Regions from separate parts of the Homo sapiens genome. Here region 2 is linked to region 1. Evidence: chromatin loops called from intact Hi-C (ENCODE). Cell type or tissue: PC-9. All regions are shown on one strand. Links, peaks and the distances in the headings refer to the core of each region. The heading gives the core; the rest is flanking DNA. Region 1 overlaps LOC107986081 (a long non-coding RNA gene). Region 2 has its middle 17 kb from the start of ANO10.

Region 1 (8,336 bases), core at 251-8,250:
TTTTGTTTGTTTGTTGTTGTTTTTTGTTTATTTATTTATTTATTTATTTTGAGACAGGGTCTCCTTCTGTCTCATCCAGGCTGGAGAGCAGTGGTGCAATCATGGTTCAACCTCCCAGGCTCAAGTGATCCTCCCACCTCAGTGTCCTGAGTAGCTGGGACTATAGGCGCATGCCACCACACCTGCTAATTTTTTGTATTTTTAGTAGAGATGGAGTTCACCACATTGCCCAGACTGGTCTTGAACTTCTGGGCTCAAGGGATCCTCCCACCTTGGCCTGCCCAGCCTAGCAAGTCCTTTCTAAACCAATGAGTCAGTGCCAGTCTCCCATAGTCCCTGTAAATCTTGCCACACCCTTCAAGTATCATCCACTATGCAGCCACCTTGCTGGACAAAGGGTGCCCTCTGAGATCCTGAGAAAAGGCCACAATGACTTCTGGCTGGCAACTCCATCATGCCTTTTATTCAAAGGCTGCAGTGGCTAATACAAAGAGAGGCCAGCAGGGTAGTAAACAATCCCTAAATTGAGAGCCTGGGAACTCAGAGAGCCTGACCAGCATCTTGCCCTAAGCAGTCCTGCCCTGTGCTCCAACCTAATGGGATCTCTGAATTCTCCTTGGGCTTTCCAGGCAGCAGAGGAACTTGGCAGGCAGTCTGTAGGGTGAGTGATTCTTTTGTTTTCTACCTCTGCTTTCTCCTCTCCTTCTTTCTCCTATAACTTGTGGACTGAGACACATGCTTGAAGGCAGGTGTCCACTTTCATCCAGCCCAAGAGGCAGGCACTCCCAGGGCCCCTCAGCCCACCCTACCAGGGATGGCACTTCCTCTTAGGCCACCCAGGCTTTCTCCTTGGGCTGGCTGGAGCAGGGATCATGGCCAGAACCTTGGGAAACTGCGCAGCGACCCAGCATCTCAGGGATTCACTGGGCCTTTTCATGGAGATCACTCCACCCAGGATGCTACCTGTGTGAAGACTTGCTATATTCATATTTTTTTTTTACAACACTTAGTTTTAGAAGAAGAAACAAGGCCCAATGAAGTTTAAGAGCTATTCAAGGTTGTACAGAATGGTAGGGCCATCTTTCCAGCATGTCCATGCTGCTTTCTGGTCCTGCTAGTTGAACTCTATCCCCATGGACACCATTCAGATCACGTTGCTTGAGGAGCCAGGTGGGGACTGTGTTGGGGCAAGAGAGGCATCATCTGGAGTGAAAAATGGAAGGGGACACCAAGAAACTCAGTAGTCAAGATAAATAACATTTTTGTGCAATAGTTTTAAAAAAACATATTGGCCAACTGTGGCCCACGGGCGGGCTGTCTGTTTCTATAAATGCAGTTTTATCAGGGCACCGTGGGCTCATCCAACCTGTAGCACTTTGCTGCTATAACAATAGAGCCTGCCAAAGACAGAGTGAGCTTCCCTGAGGCATCTCTTACTTTGGTGCTGAATTAGTCAGGGTTCTCCAGAGAAACAGAACCAACAGGATGTGTGTATATATATATATAGAGAGAGATTTATTTTAAGGAATTGGCTCGTGTGATAGTGGAGGATTGGCAAGTCCAAAATCTGCAGGGTAGGCCAGCAGGCTGGAGACCCAGGGAAGAGTTGCAGTTCAAGTCCAAAGGTGGTCTGCTGGCAGAATTCCCCTTCTGATGGGAGGCTAGTCTTTTTCTATTAAGGTCTTCAACTGATTGGATGAGGCCCACTCACATTATGGAGGGTAACCTGCTTCATTCAAAGTCTACTGATTTAAATGTTAATCTCTTCTAAAAAAAATACCTTCACAGAACATATCGAATAACAAATACAGTTTAACAAAATATCTGGGTACTGTGGTCTTACCAAATAGGCACCTTCTATTATTATTGAATTTCGGATTGCCATCTTATTTTCTATATGCATACATTATTTTTCTTTACAGCAAGAGAAGAAAGCCTTGCATTTGGAAAGAAGAGACTGTATTTTACATGTCTTCCCATGCGCTTGCATTTTCTAGCGTATTACTTAGCACAAAACAGACACTAAATGTTTGTTGTTTGATGGGAAACTATTAATTTGGCTACTTTTTTTGGCTTCTGATTAATTTATTTATTCGATCAGAAACTTGTGAGGAAACTTTGGTTACTTTTCAAAATCCAAGCACAAAATAGTTGAGGTATGAATATCAGAAAAACAGTCCTTTCAAGAATATCTTCTCTTGTTCTTCCAATTGTGCCTTAAAAATCAGCCTCCAGCACTTGACCTTTGAGAGAGCTCTGTGTGAGAGGAATCAAAGCCCTGTCAGTCTTTCTCTGTGGAATGCGGGAACTATTCCTTTTGCAATTTCTTCCCTCTAAAACTTAATCCTAATAATAATGAAAGTGATTTATCAGATTAAGACACAAATTAATCCTGTCAGAACAACTTGATGTTATCATGTTTAATTTCAAATTTAATTATTTTGGTATTTAATTACAAAACAGTTACTTTATTGTAATTATGTATCATTTTAAAGTAGAAAGAGGCCAAAAAATCCCTGATAATGGGCTACCCTGAGGTATAGCCATTTTTCGTTTATCTCCGACATGTATCAGCCCTGTTTCTTGATTTTCCTGTAGCTTAAGCTTCTCTTCGATGTATTCTTTAATTTCTCACTTCCTATTTGTTTTTGGTCTCTTCTTTACTCTCCTAGAACCAATATCCAAAGCACATTTTCACCGCTTACACTGATTTCTACTACTAGGCTTGAAAGGTTTGAAAATATCACCTTAAACAGCATCACTCTACCTGCTTCCACCTTCTGAGAGCAAGGAGCTTGTGTGTGGTACTTTAAGTCGGGAGTTGCAAACTTCAGTGTTTTGAGTGTCATCCTGTCAGTAGGCATCCTATGCTAGCATGGGCCAGGACAGCAGTCAGCACAGGTGCCGGCCACAGCTTTGCACCACAGCCACTGGGTTTGCTAACTTTACCCCTTTGGGAATGAAGGTCCTAGGGAAGGTGCCAGTCTAGCTGATGGATGGGTTCTCCCAGGGCTCAGGGAGCTGGCTGTTTACTCACAGGCATGGGACTATTTTGACATCTCCACCACTGGTAGAACTTTACCAGAGCACACTGGTTCAGCCCCATCCCTGCCCACAGGGACCAGGCAGGTTAGGAAAATGGGTGAAGCAGGTGAGTGTTCCGTGGGGGGGTGGGGATGACAGGGAAAGGAGAATGTGCCCCACACCAAAAAAGTATCCTGGTGATGATCACAGCAGGAAGTTTTTCCAAGAGAAAGCAAAAATCCAGATTTTTTAAATGAGAAAATTTCAGATTTTAAAATGTTTGAAGCCAACTCAAGTTTTTGTTCAAACACCTGTGGCTCAACTGGAATATAGCCAGGGCTGGAGCTGGCCCTTGGGAGTCCCCTCCCCCAGCTTTAAGCCAATGACTCTCCCTTCACCACTGGGGCTCTGTCCTCCCACCTTCTGTTTAAAAGTGAGGATGGGCTCTGGTTTCTGCTTAAGATGTAGAAAGCTGGGGAAACATCATTTCCACCCTTACGATGAGAAAAAACTGACCATTGTGCAAATTCACAACTTTTCTTGAACCTATAGGAGAGCTGAAGCCACAGGGTAAACAACTCAAAATCTAAAGAAAGACAAGTACCTGTAAGGAAAGAGGGGACATCAGCACTTGCTTACCTAGAACAGATGTCACCAGATGCCATACTAGTCAGTGAGAAGAGTTCACCTAAAATTTTTAATGACTTGCTAAAGCCTAAGTGAGGTTAGTGTGAAAATATGGAGCCCCTGGGTGCCACAGACGCAGGTGCTGTGTTGAAACTCTAACCCCAGCCGGGCACGGTGGCTCACGCCTGTAATCCCAGCACTTTGGGAGTGTGAGGCGGGTGGATCACGAGGTCATGAGATCGAGACCATCCTGGCTAACACGGTGAAACCCCATCTCTACTAAAAACACACACACACAAAAATTAGCCGGGCATGGTGTGGGCACCTGTAGTCCCAGCTACTGAGGAGGCTGAGGCAGGAGAATGGCGTGACCTGGGAGGCGGAGCTTGCAGAGAGCAGAGATTGTGCCACTGCACTCCAGCCTGGGTGACAGAGCGAGACTCCATCTCAAAAAAAAAAAAAAAAAAAAAAAGAAACTCTAACCCCTAAGGTGATGGTATTTGGAGGTGGGGCTTTGGGGAGGTGCTTAGGTCATGATGAGGGCAGAGCCTCCATAAATGTGACTAGTGCCCTTATTAAAGGAACCCCAGAGAGAGCTGGCTTCCCCTTCTGCCACATAAGAACCCAGTGAGAAGGCAGCCATCTCTGAGGAAAGCCAGCCTTCACCAGACAATGAATCTGCCAGCACCTTGATCTTGGACTTACCAGCCTTCAGAACTGTGAGAAATAAATTTCTGTTGTTTATAAGTCACGCAGTTTATGGTATTTTGTTATAGCAACCCAAAGAGACTGAGACACGAGGGAATTTGTACATACTAGCAGGCTTTTCTTCCCTGATCTCACCAAGCACTCATAAGAAAGATTTGGAGCAGAGCAAGAGTCCTGAGAAAGCGTCTTTCGTGGTGCAGCCCTTGGGCAAGGGAACAGCAGCAGCTGCTGCAGGAACAGTAAGAGGTCCTTCCTCCCTGTGGAATGATGATAAGTTGCTAAGAGAAGGGCAGCGGACTCCGCTGCCTTTAGAGCACCCACTGCAGCTGGAGGAAAAGAACAGAAAAAAATCTCCACCCCTGAGAAAGAGGCTCAAACTAGTAAAAGTCTCCTACAGCTGGGGGCAGTGCAGAGTCATTTAGAAGGCCTCATTCTTGAGACACCGGCATGGTGCCTGCCTGACAGGTTGAATCAGAACAAAGAACGCTCCTTCTCCCACCCACACACTGTGACTGGGTCAACAAGTGTCAGGTAACAAGGGACACCATCTATTGCTAGGACAGGGGCAGGAGCATTGCTAGGAGAGACAGCCTCTCAGAGGTGCAGGTGCAATAATACCTGAAGCTAAGATTGAAGCAGACACTGAGAAAAACCCTCTGGAAACAATTCGCATGTCCTACAACTGGGGAATAGATTAAGAAACTGTGGTGCATTGTACAACGGAATACAAAACCGCAAGATAACGGACTGAACTACTGATACACTCAATGACACAGATGAATCGTACATGTGTTGTGTTAATTCCTACATACTGTAGGATTCCACATACATGACATTTGTGCAAAGGCAGAACTATAAGGACAGAAAACAGATCACTGGTTGCCAGAAGCTGGGATTGGGGCAAAGATTAAACACCAAAGGAGAACAGAGAAATTCTGGGGTGAAAGAATTGTTCTTTATCTTGACTGTGATAATGGTTCCAAGACTATGCTTTTCTCAAGACTTGCAGAACCATACACTAAAAAGGGAGAATTTTACTCTGGGTAAATTATACCCTAACAAAATAATCAGAAAAAAATAAGGGTCATTAAATTATCAGGTCAACCATCAGTCCATATCTCTTGACCATTTTTTATTTTAAGTTGGTTTAGTTGTCCTAAGAGAAGTAAAAATCAATAGCAAAGGATGAGCACATGAATAGGTCAGGCTCCTTTTAACTGTAAACGACAGTAACTCAGCTCTATCTACCTTAGGACCAAGAGTAATTTGATGAGAGGACTGTCTGTATCTCTCACAGACTGGCAGCCTAGGCACCTGGAACAGCGGGAAGCAGGAATCCACTTCTGGTCCTGTGTACATCACTCTCATTGCACACTGGCTTCTTCTAAATGGAGGTGAACATGGCTCTCAGCAGCCCCCCTGCCTCACATTTCACAGCTTCACCAACAAGGAGGAACTATGTCTTGTACTCTAATTCCAGTTCAAAAGATCCCAGGGAACACTCTGATTGGCCCAACTGAAGCCAATCAACAGTGGCCAAGAGGAAGTGATCCTGTGATTAACTTCCATAACACATAGTTGGAGATCTAAATAGACAAAATATTAATTGTCTATTGCAGCTTAGCATAATTTTAATGCAAGAAATTTTTTTTTCTTCTCCAAAAGATGCTGAAGTTCTCCTTCTGGCTTTAGGTCATTTTAGTTTTGTTTAACAAGCAACTATTGTGAATCTGCTCTGGGGTGAGAGGTGGAGGAACCAAGAAGAGTAGGACAAAGTCCTTCCTTTCAAAAACCCACATCACAGTCAAATAGGGGAGACAGCTACATAAGTAGCTCATTGCAAAGTCCTGTGATAAGTGCTATGAAAGCATAGCTGGAGAGGAACCACCTAACCAAGTCTGGGTCACAGACAAGATTTCCTGTAAGAACTGATTTTGGACAGTCTTGAAAGTTGAGTTAGAAGGGGAAGGGCCTTCCAAACAGAAGTGTAAAATCCAAATGATTACAGGGGCATGGTTCTCACAATTAATCAATTGACTGTAAACCCCTCCATGGGAGAGGTCAGGTCTTTATGATAAAGATACAAATACTTTACTTTTTTTTTTTTTAGCATTTTATCATTTTCAGAACACTTATCTAACAGAAACAGTACCACAAATAGGGAAATAAGAACAAAACAAACTTCTGAGAAAAAGATGAGTAGATTTTCTTCAACAGTGCTCAGCCCACACACGCCCCACTGCAGTCCCAGGAATAGGACTGGCCTGCAGGTAGGTTAATTGCTCCAAGATTGGGGCTTTGCAGGTGGGTGTGGTGGAATCTGAAAATGGCCAGGAACTTCCAAGTTGCTAAGCAATGCCTCATGGGGCCTAGACTGGGCAGTGAAGGTCGATGCAGACCTGTGAGAAAAGCGAGCATCAAGGAATTTGAGTTCTAATGAGTTTAAAGAACCAAACATGGGAATAAGGCCACAAGGAGTTGGAGGGAAAGAGGGTGAAGTCTGAGATGGAAAGATTTCTGAGATTGTGTAGTTCTAGCAGGTGGCATGCTCCATAGGATGTGGCTGTGCCAGGTTTGCTGAAGAGGTCGTGGGGAAGATAGTTATTGGAGGTGAAGAGGTCAAGGACCTTTGAGACAAGATGTTGGATGTCATTGAAGTCATCAAGGTTTATGGATAAGCCTAGAGTGGAGAGCAAAGCCAAGAGGCAGGTGCGAAAGCTTTCAGGGAAGAAAGGAAATGACCAGGAGGCTATGAAAGATGGCCACTGGGAGGGGAGAAGGAAGTAGAGATGGATGACAAGAGCTTCAAGAAGAAGGCCTTTGCATGGGCATGGAAGAGCCAGGTCCATGAGCAACTGCAGAGTCGGTGGGAGACGGCCATCGCTCCACTGGCAAGATGCTCCTAAGCAAGACAGAAGAGCTGGAGATAAACGAGCAGCCCACACTCAGGAAGTAAGTGACAAAGCATCGGCCAGCATCGAAGGTGCCAGCATAGCAAATATTTGCCGAACACCAGATTCTGCCTGAATGTAAAGATCAGCTCAGTGTTCACCAAAGTGTAGCACTGCATTACTTTTCATGAGTGAGATGGTCATTTTCTCAGTTTAAGACTAACAATCTAAGACTAACATCTTATTCTACTGTGTATTAGAAAAAATATATGCCACTTTGGGAGGCTGAGGCGGGTGGATCACCTGAGGTCAGGCGTTCGAGACCAGCCTGGCTGGCTAACATGGTGAAACCCCGTCTCTACTAAAAATACAAAAATTAGCCAGGCATGGTGGCAGGTGCCTGTAATCCCAGCTACTTGGGAGGCTGAGGCAGGAGAATCACTTGAACCTAGGAGGTGGAGGTTGCAGTGAGCCAAGATCACACCATTGCACTCCAGCTTGGGCAACAGAGCGAGACTCCATCTCAAAAAAAAATATATATATATATATATATATATTTTTATATCTATATTGAAGATATATATATATATTTATATATCTATATTGAAGATATATATATATATCTTCATGTTTACCTGGAGAATTCATAGATATTATCGCTTAGAATGAGGCTAAGGTTTAAAATAGGGCCAATTTAAAAAAAATATCAACTAAATAATAAGAGATGGTACACAGGTAAGGAGGAAAGTGTGAAGGTGGTATGCAAATACCCAAAATGTGAGAAACACTGGCTTATCCCATTTACTTTTCACAACAACTTGGTGAGTTAGATATAGCTGTAATTCCCATCTGTGTATCAGGGCTTCAAGGCTTGGGGCGTGGAGTAACCTTCTTAACTACCAGGAAGCAGTGCAGCTAAGGAAGCTGCAGCTCTGCCTTACAACCCCGAGTCTAATCACCACGATACGCTGCAGCTCCAATTCACATGAAGGAAGGAAGTCCCAGGTCTCTGTGCTACTCAGGCCTCCACCAGTCTTGGTCCTGGGTATTCTGAAGACACACAGTCACCCACGGTATTTTTTACTG
Region 2 (8,336 bases), core at 109-8,108, 240 kb before region 1:
GAGGCAGGAAAGCATGGTGTGGACTAAGGACACAAGGAGAAGTCCATGGAGCTGGGGCAGAAGGATGATGAGGAAAGGAGGGAGGGAGGGGTCATTGATGCAAAAGGGCCTCAAATGCAATGTTACTGCCAGTTATGTCTTTCTTGGGAATATGTGCAGCAGCATGATCTTCTTTGGTCCTAATGCAAAAGAACAAGGATACTGAGCCCACATGTAACAGCCTACACATCATTTAGGACACTCATAGCCGGAATCCATCTCTTCAAGCACAGACTGCAAAACATTCAGAGCTAAATTTGAGTACCAGAACCCTCTGTGATGTCAAATGCTAATCGTCTGAACTCTGGGTCACCATGAACAACACTTCAAGTCCTCGTTCATGTATCCTAGACTTAAACAAAAATCCCTCCATCTGGCCATATAACCTATAGATGTTACACTGACTGCTATTCAAGTATTCTCTAGTAAACACAAGTTCATGGCTGAAGATGAATTGTGACTTTTATAAAGTAAATATAGTCCTTTATCTATGTGATGAAATAGACAATGGTAATGTTTTAAAGGTCTTTGACTTAATCTGACATTATAGTTTTGGTTTCTTTAGTTCGTATAATCTGGTAAGCTCTGATCTTTTTTTTTTTTTTTTCTGAGACGGAGTCTCGCTCTTTTACCAGACTGGAGTGCAGTGGTGAGATCTTGGCTCACTGCAACCTCCGCCTTCTGGGTTCAAGCAATTCTCCTGCCTTAGCCTCCCAAGTAGCTGGGACTACAGACGCGCACCCACCATGCCCAGCTAATTTTTTTGTATTTTAGTAAAGATGGGGTTTCACCTTGTTGGCCAGGATGGTCTCGATAGCCTGACCTCATGATCCACCCGCCTAGGCCTCCCAAAGTGCTGGGATTACAGGCGTAGCCACCATGCCCGGCCCAGCTCTGATATCTTCTCTTTGAGTGGTCCAATGTGTCAGACGTTAGCATTTTTATATGGTGAATTCTTATATGGTGAATCCTTAACAAACAAGTAAAAAAAACAAAAAAAAACAAAAAAAACCCAAAAAACAGAGTTGTCCTAGTGTAGGTTTCCCCGGAAGCAGACCCTGAAACAAAGATTCAAGTGCAAGCTGTTTATTTGAAGGGAGAGCCTAGGAGACATAGGTAGGGGAGTGAAGAAGAGAGATGGAAAGGAAGGCAGCCAGTGAAGGGTATGTTGTCAAGAAGGCTGCTGCTGTGGTTGACTCCAGCAACCAGCATAGGAGACACCTGCACATCAGTGTCAGTGAGGGAGCTGGTTGAGGACTGCTGGCCAAGGGAGGTTAATTTTTCTGGCACTTCTGGTGGCCATTTCTGTGAGTAGCAAGGACTCCTGCCACCAGAACAGCCCTCAGGTAAGGAGATGCACACACTGGCAGTTGACATCAGGTTAGCTGGAGAGTCCAGGGAGGATAACAGGGGGCCTCTGGCAGCATCTGCTACAAAGGTCATTTCAGGGCCGAGAGAGTCTTTTGGCTCATATTTCACATTCACAAGTTTTAAGTTGAAACACCATCTCTGAGGGTACAGAAGTAGTTACAGAGCTATACAGAGAGGATTGAAAGAAGACATCCTTCAAAACAACTTTAAACTTGTGTCTCATTAACAGACCACAGTAGTAATAATTATACACAATGAATTTAATATTTCTCACAAATCCTTTATCTTGTAATTTGTACAATATATTGTCATATATTTTTGTGTTTAATAGACGTTCTTTGTTAAATGTGGATGTTGAAAGTATCTAGCATTTAAATTTGTTGTAAACCTGAATTGATATTTCTTTATTTTTTAAAATATATTGGGAGTCTCAAAAACTGAAAAACACCTGGTCTCTGTCACCACTAAAAAGGCCCCATTTAGCCTGGTGCAGTGGCTCAGGCCTATAATCCCAGCACTTTGGGAGGCCAAGGCGAGTGGATCCTTGAGCCCTGGAATTCAAAACCAGCCTGGGCAAAATGATGAGACTCTGTCTCCACAAATAAATAAATAAAAGTTAGCCAGGCAGACGTGGTGGTGCATGCCTGCAGTCCCCGCTAGCAGGAAGGCTGTGGTGGGAGGATCAATTGAGCCTGGGAGGTGGAAGCTGAAGTGAGCTGTGTTTGCACCACTGCACTCCAGCCTGGGTGACAGAGTGAGACCCTGTCTCAAAAAAACAAACAAAAAGCTGGGTGCGGTGGCTCACACCTGTAATTCCAGCACTTTGGGAGGCCAAGGTGGGCAGATCACCTGAGGTCAGGAGTTCAAGACCAGCCTGGCCAACATGGTGAAACCCGGTCTCTACTAAAAATACAAAAATTAGCTGGGCTTGGGGGCGCATGCCTGTAATCCCAGCCACTCGGGAGATTGAGGCAAGAGGATCACTTGAACCTGGGAAGCGGAGGCTGCAAATGAGCCGAGATGGCGCCACTGCACTCCAGCCTGGGCAACAGAGCGAGACTCCATCTCAAAACAAACAAACAAACAAACAAACAAACGCCCCAATTAAAAACAATAGCATCACGGAGAATTAGGACCAAAATTTAGAAGAAGAATAAAACAGCCCAAGAGACAGCGTCAGGGCATTTTTTTTTTTCACCTACTAGATAAAGAAGCAGTAGGGCAGTGCACATCGTTCCTGTGCAGAGCTATTTCTTCTTGAGCTTCACAGCACTTTGTGTACAGAAATGAAGAATGATGCCCAGAAACTCCACTTTGTAGAACTAAGCAGATTGAGCCAGTTGATCCAGGAACCTCTCTCAAATCTTGCTTTTTATCTTTTGTCTTAAAGAAAACAAATTATGAGGCAAAAAGTAACCATTGTTGGAGGATAAATCAGAAAGTTGTCATTTTCCCTTTTAGAACTAGTGGGATTTACTACCTGTTCTGAATACAGTATAAGAATATAATGGGCAGCAATGAATGAGTAATCATAAAAATATCCAAAGCAGAATTCCATCGAGTTTTAAAAATTGTTTCCTTCATAAAGCATAAAGGAAATGTGCATATTTATCTTCAAATACAAGCAGATTAAATTGAGATACGTCGTTTAATTGAACTATAAGTTAAAAATTCTTAATGAGATCATCTTGTGAAAACCTAAACTCTACATTATTCCTCCTGAAAATCTGCCTTCTCCAGACAGAAATGTATAAATGGTCATTGACTAACCAGGCTATAAACTGCTCATTTGTAAGGATAACCTTCGAACTTGCATTACAATTGAAGAGATGAATAATTTTCACAAGTAAGAAATAGATATTTTTGTTGAAATTATGCAATTTATATTAATCCTCTTGATCACAATTTACAAAAAGTTAAGAAGAGAAGCTTTTTTGAGATGTTTTTATGGTGTTAATAAAAATAATACAAATTGGAAATTTTGTATTATAATTACCCCTATTAAAGCATGTGTCATTTCACTGGGATTTTTAGTCTTCAGAATCAAGCAATAAATGCATATAATGTTGGCTATTCAGTCTGCTCAATGGGATATAGATGGGATATTGTGACAAATCTTTTTTCTACCTATTTGTGAAAAATGAAATGTTTAGTAAGTATTTTTTAAAGGGTAAAAATACTTTAACTCACAAGTAGCCAGAGAGCAGCTAGAGGTTTGTGAAACGGTGGTCAAGGGCCTGATTCCCAGCACTCACTGGGTAGGAAGTTACACACCTGCTGTACAGCGAGACAAGTCGTTGCCACAGGAGTTTGCAGTTGCACCACAGCGCCATCAAGTGAAGGGGTGAGAAAGGTGACTCTCAACAATTATTAATACTCAAGGTAGGTACCACTCCTGTTGAACATATTGCTCCCAGATATAGCAGCCTAAAAACCACAGAGTCATTATGTCACTCAGTTTCTGACAGGAATGTGGGAGTGGCTTAGCTGAGTGGTTCTGGCTCAGAATTGATCCTGAGGTTGTGGTCAAGATGTCACCTGCAGTCATCTGAAGGCTTGACTCAGGCTGGAGGGTCTGCCTCTAAGGTGGCTCCCTCACATGACTGCAGGCAGTCTCAGTTCCCCACCAGATAGATCTCTCCACCAGGCTGCTCACCCGTCCTCAGGACATGGCATGGGCTTCCTGCAGAGGGAGGGCTCAGAGAGAGAGAGCGAGCAAGCAGGAAGCTGTAATACCTGGGAATCACCTACTCTCCAAAGTCACACACCATCATTTCTGTGTTGTTCTAGTTGTTAGAAGCACATCACTAGGTCCAGCCCACATTCCAGGGGAGAGGAATTAGCCTTCATCTTTTGAAAGGGGCGTCAAAGAATTTCACATTTTAAGTCATCGCAGTGCAGCCAGCCCAGAGATCAGATGACTCAGCCAGTTTGCCCTCACTAGATCTAGAGGGCTCCCGTCCACACCCTTGCTAGGTGTTTACAGTGCATTTCTAGCACTAATGTTTAAGACATAGATCCAAATGCCACACAACTAAAATAAGTTGAAGAATCAATTTGTGATGAAAATACAGACAATTCTGGCTGGGTGCAGTGGCTCACGCCTGTAATCCCAGCACTCTGGGAGGCCGAGGTGGGCGGATCACGAGGTCAGGAGATTGAGACCATCCTGGCCAACATAGTGAAACTCCGTCTCTACTAAAATACAAAAATTAGCTGGGCGTGGTGGTGCATGCCTGTAATCCCAGCTCTGTAATCCCAGCTACTCAGGAGGCTGAGGCAGGAGAATCCCTTGAACCAGGGAGTCGGAGGTTGCAGTGAGCTGAGATCGCACCACAGCACTCCAGCCTGGCGACAGAGTAAGACTCCATCTCAGAAAAAAAAAAAAAAGAAAGAAAGAAAAAGAAAATGTAGACAATTCTGCCTTTTTAGAAAGTAGGACCTGGCACAATAGTATACTTTCAGATATGAGCCTGTTTGGATGGCACCCCAGTTCATTCAGAGAATGTCTCCAGCATTATTTTGTCTTAGCACAACCAGCTGAACTCACTGGAGTGTCGCTAGCCTAAGCAAGCCTAGTCCTGAGAGTCGGGGTTGCAGAAGATGTATGTTAGGGTGAAAGTGGGGTGGTAAAGGAAGAGGACACAGAGTAGGTCTGAAAACAGTGTTCTGGACAATCATTCCAAAATGAACCACTCTACAAAGCTTTACTTGAAGGATTGATATTTAAACACATCAGTCATTAGATGTCTTTATATTTAATGGGTTTCAATTTCACAAGACCTCTCATTGCTGGTTGTGTGCTTTGAGGGAACAGGGAAGAAAAGGTTAAAAAATATACCCCCAGCTTATAATGTGGAAAGAGTTTACTTGAAGCTGCACCACTCAACCAAGTCCATTCTGTTGTTTCTAAACCAACAAAAAGCATGGTGAAGAGAAGGCATCTGGTGGATATTGGCTGAATTTTTTTAAAAACAACTGGCTAGCAGGGCAAAGCATCAACCCTGGCCAGTGGAGAACTTGCCATCTTTGCCTGGCACTACTTCATTCCACTCCTCCCTGACCCCAGTCAGCAGGTACTCCTTCCTCCCAGGCCTTTGCACAGGAATCATGCAAACTGGAACCCATCCCATGCACTAAAAAGATTCTGGAAGTTTCATTTCTAATGTTCCTATTTTCTCACCATGTAGCAAAAAAGCAGAAGAGCACACACTCCCAAATAAAATGGTGAATTCTTTTACTAGCAGTATTCTACTGAACAGAACTCTTTTAAAATGCATTTTTCCATTGCCACATTACAGTGATAATTAATATTCATAATAATGACCTTGAAGGTCTCTCAGAGTCTGAGGAACCTAATGAATAATTAAGAGAATGAAATGGTTTTCAATAAGATTTCATGCTTAGTGCTTTTTGTATTCTAATACTTTTGATAGATTGTCATGGTTGATTGTCTAATTCCCCAGTCATGCGAGTAAACAGAGAATTTAATGTGTTTCAAGGGGACTTCCATGGTAAGTTATTTGCAAGCATATTAAACCAAAATCTGAAGTGCATTAAAAATCCTCAGCCAACGCTAGCATACACGCAGGCTGCCACATGAATTGCAGCTATAGGGAGCTATGGCTAGCTGGAACCACTCAGAATCCATCCTTTTCCTTCTAGATAGAAAAAGAAAATAATTATTGGAACTAAGGATAATTATACATAAAATTATATACCAAAATATTGTTCTTATAGTTGAGGATTCATTTGTTGCTCTTATTCATTGTCATATGTTTAAAGAATTTGACACAAGATTGATATCAAAAAATTATCTGGATTGGGGGTTCCTTTCCTATTCCTGGTGCCACTTCATGCTGTAATAAACTCTCACTCTTGTTTCTTTCTTGTTACCCCTGTTATGGTAGACATATCACTCTACTTGGAGAAAATTCCAAATCACTGTTTACAGTAGAAGAAAAATCCAATACCTATATTCGGCAGTTGAAAGACCAAGATCCCAAAAGGTGATATGACTTATACAAAGCTACATAGCAAGTTAGTTATAGAGCCCAATGAGAACCTGTGTTTCCCAACTCCCAAGCAAAGGCCTTTGTGCAACATCCATTGCCACACCAAAGCCAATAACTGCTAATGAAAGTTCTCCACCCATTGCAGCCACGGAAACTGAAAAAACTACTGAGAAATGTTATTTCAACAAATGCATTTGACTTATAAGGTTGAAGTACCATATATTCTATTGAAAATGTCTGAATTGAAAGGATTTAAGTCACTTTAAGCAGAAAATTAGAGCACACATGGCACTGTCTATTTTTAGGATCTCTGAGTCTCAGGCACAGGCATTTTAGTAATTTAGATCTTTACATGAGTGCTCCTCCAAGTTTTGTTTCATCTTCAGAATGGAGGCCATGTCATCAAGCGAGTGTGGGAAGCTTGAGCTCATTCTACAGGAGGTTATGCCAGGTGCAGGAAAAGGGATTGCTTGGTGTAATAATTAGATCCTTACCACCTACCCACCCACCCACATACAGACATACACAGATACACACACACAGCTGAGCCATTTGAAAATAAACTGTAGACTCATGCCATTTCATTGCTAAATATTTCAACATGCATTTCCTAATAAGGACATTCTCCTTACTGGTGAGAAATGATATTTCGATGCCAAGATCAAGGGGCAAGGTATGTTAATTGACACAAGGGTATCATTGCTTCAAAGCCCTTTCAGTGAACAGATCCAGGAATGACAAATACACTTTTAAAAGGTTATTTAATGTGAATTTCTCAATGCAAATTTAACCTTACAGTGTTTTATTTTAAGTTCTTTGACTTAATAGTTGTTTTTGCCTCTCTTTTCTGTTACACTGAAAGTTTTGGTTTGTAATAATATAGTGTTTCTTTCCTCCTAATTCAGAATTGTACACTTGTTTTCTCCTAGTTCAGAATTATAATACTATATAAATAATAAATTACTGACTGAAATTTAAGATTTCCTTCTATTCATTTATCCTTAGATCAAATCCATTATGAGTGTATAATTAAAGTACTGAAATAATTCTGTTCTTTGTATAGCTGTGGTTGCCACATTTGAAATAAAGTTAAGCTCATTGGTCCCAATTGTTTTCCATTTTAGGATTTTACTTTTGTCTTTTTTATTTGAATTTTTTAAATATATAAAACATTTATGTGGTCCCAAAGTTAAAAAATACACGAAAAGGTAACCAAACCCACAGAAGTTTCACTCCTAACCCTCTCCCTTCACTTCATTCCCCCCACCTCCTATAGGTAATTATTTTTATTGCTTCTTTTTGCAAATATAGGCGAATACCTAAATATATTCTTATTCCTCCTTTTTCCCCCTTACACACAAAATATAGCATACTATACTAACTTTTTAAATCTAAAAATATATTCTGGAGATTGTTTCAATTCACAGACATTTTTTTTTTTCTGTGTTTTATGATGCCTGGTCGCCAATTCATGTATGTACTGCAGTTTATTTACAGCCTCTCTTGTTGGTGGATGTTTAGATTATTTCTAATCTTTTGCTACTGCAAACAATGTTGTGTTACATAACCTTGTGCAAATGTTACTGATTATTTGTAGAGATGTATTTTCTTTTCTTTTTTCTTTTTTTTTTTTTGAGACGGAGTCTTGCTCTGTTGCCCAGGCTGGAGTGCAGTGGCGCAATCTCGGCTCACTGCAAGCTCCGCCTCCCGGGTTCACGCCATTCTCCTAACTCAGCCTCCCGAGTAGCTGGGACTACAGGCACCCGCCACGACGCCCGGCTAATTTTTTGTATTTTTAGTAGAGACGGGGTTTCACCGTGTTAGCCAGGGTGGTCTCGATCTCCTGACGTCATGATCCACCCGCCTCGGCCTCCCAAAGTGCTGGGATTACAGGGTTGAGCCACCGCGCCC

The links. A loop is a pair of places that touch in the nucleus more often than their neighbours do. Peaks named below come from ENCODE experiments on the same cell type or tissue, not always from the same donor. Only the 100,000 strongest peaks of a DNase experiment are listed, where the experiment ranks them.
Region 2: a loop joins it to region 1, with 3 times the contacts of the local background. A loop is called at or near these places in 4 of 110 quality-filtered maps.

Annotation. Positions count from the first base shown.
Region 1 is chr3:43,874,601-43,882,936 of GRCh38, forward strand. All of the region lies in intron 1 of LOC107986081 (a long non-coding RNA gene), which reads right to left. Among named protein-coding and RNA genes, the nearest start is that of ABHD5, 190 kb to the left of the region's middle. In PC-9, for the core only: a CTCF peak has its summit at 4,764 (motif pointing right); DNase peaks (open chromatin) are centred at 341 and 4,831; H3K27ac peaks cover 1,211 bases.
Region 2 is chr3:43,634,991-43,643,326 of GRCh38, forward strand. It overlaps a transcript of ANO10 not described here. Among named protein-coding and RNA genes, the nearest start is that of ANO10, 17 kb to the left of the region's middle. In PC-9, for the core only: a CTCF peak has its summit at 3,740; DNase peaks (open chromatin) are centred at 3,871 and 4,261; H3K4me3 peaks cover 694 bases; H3K27ac peaks cover 2,097 bases.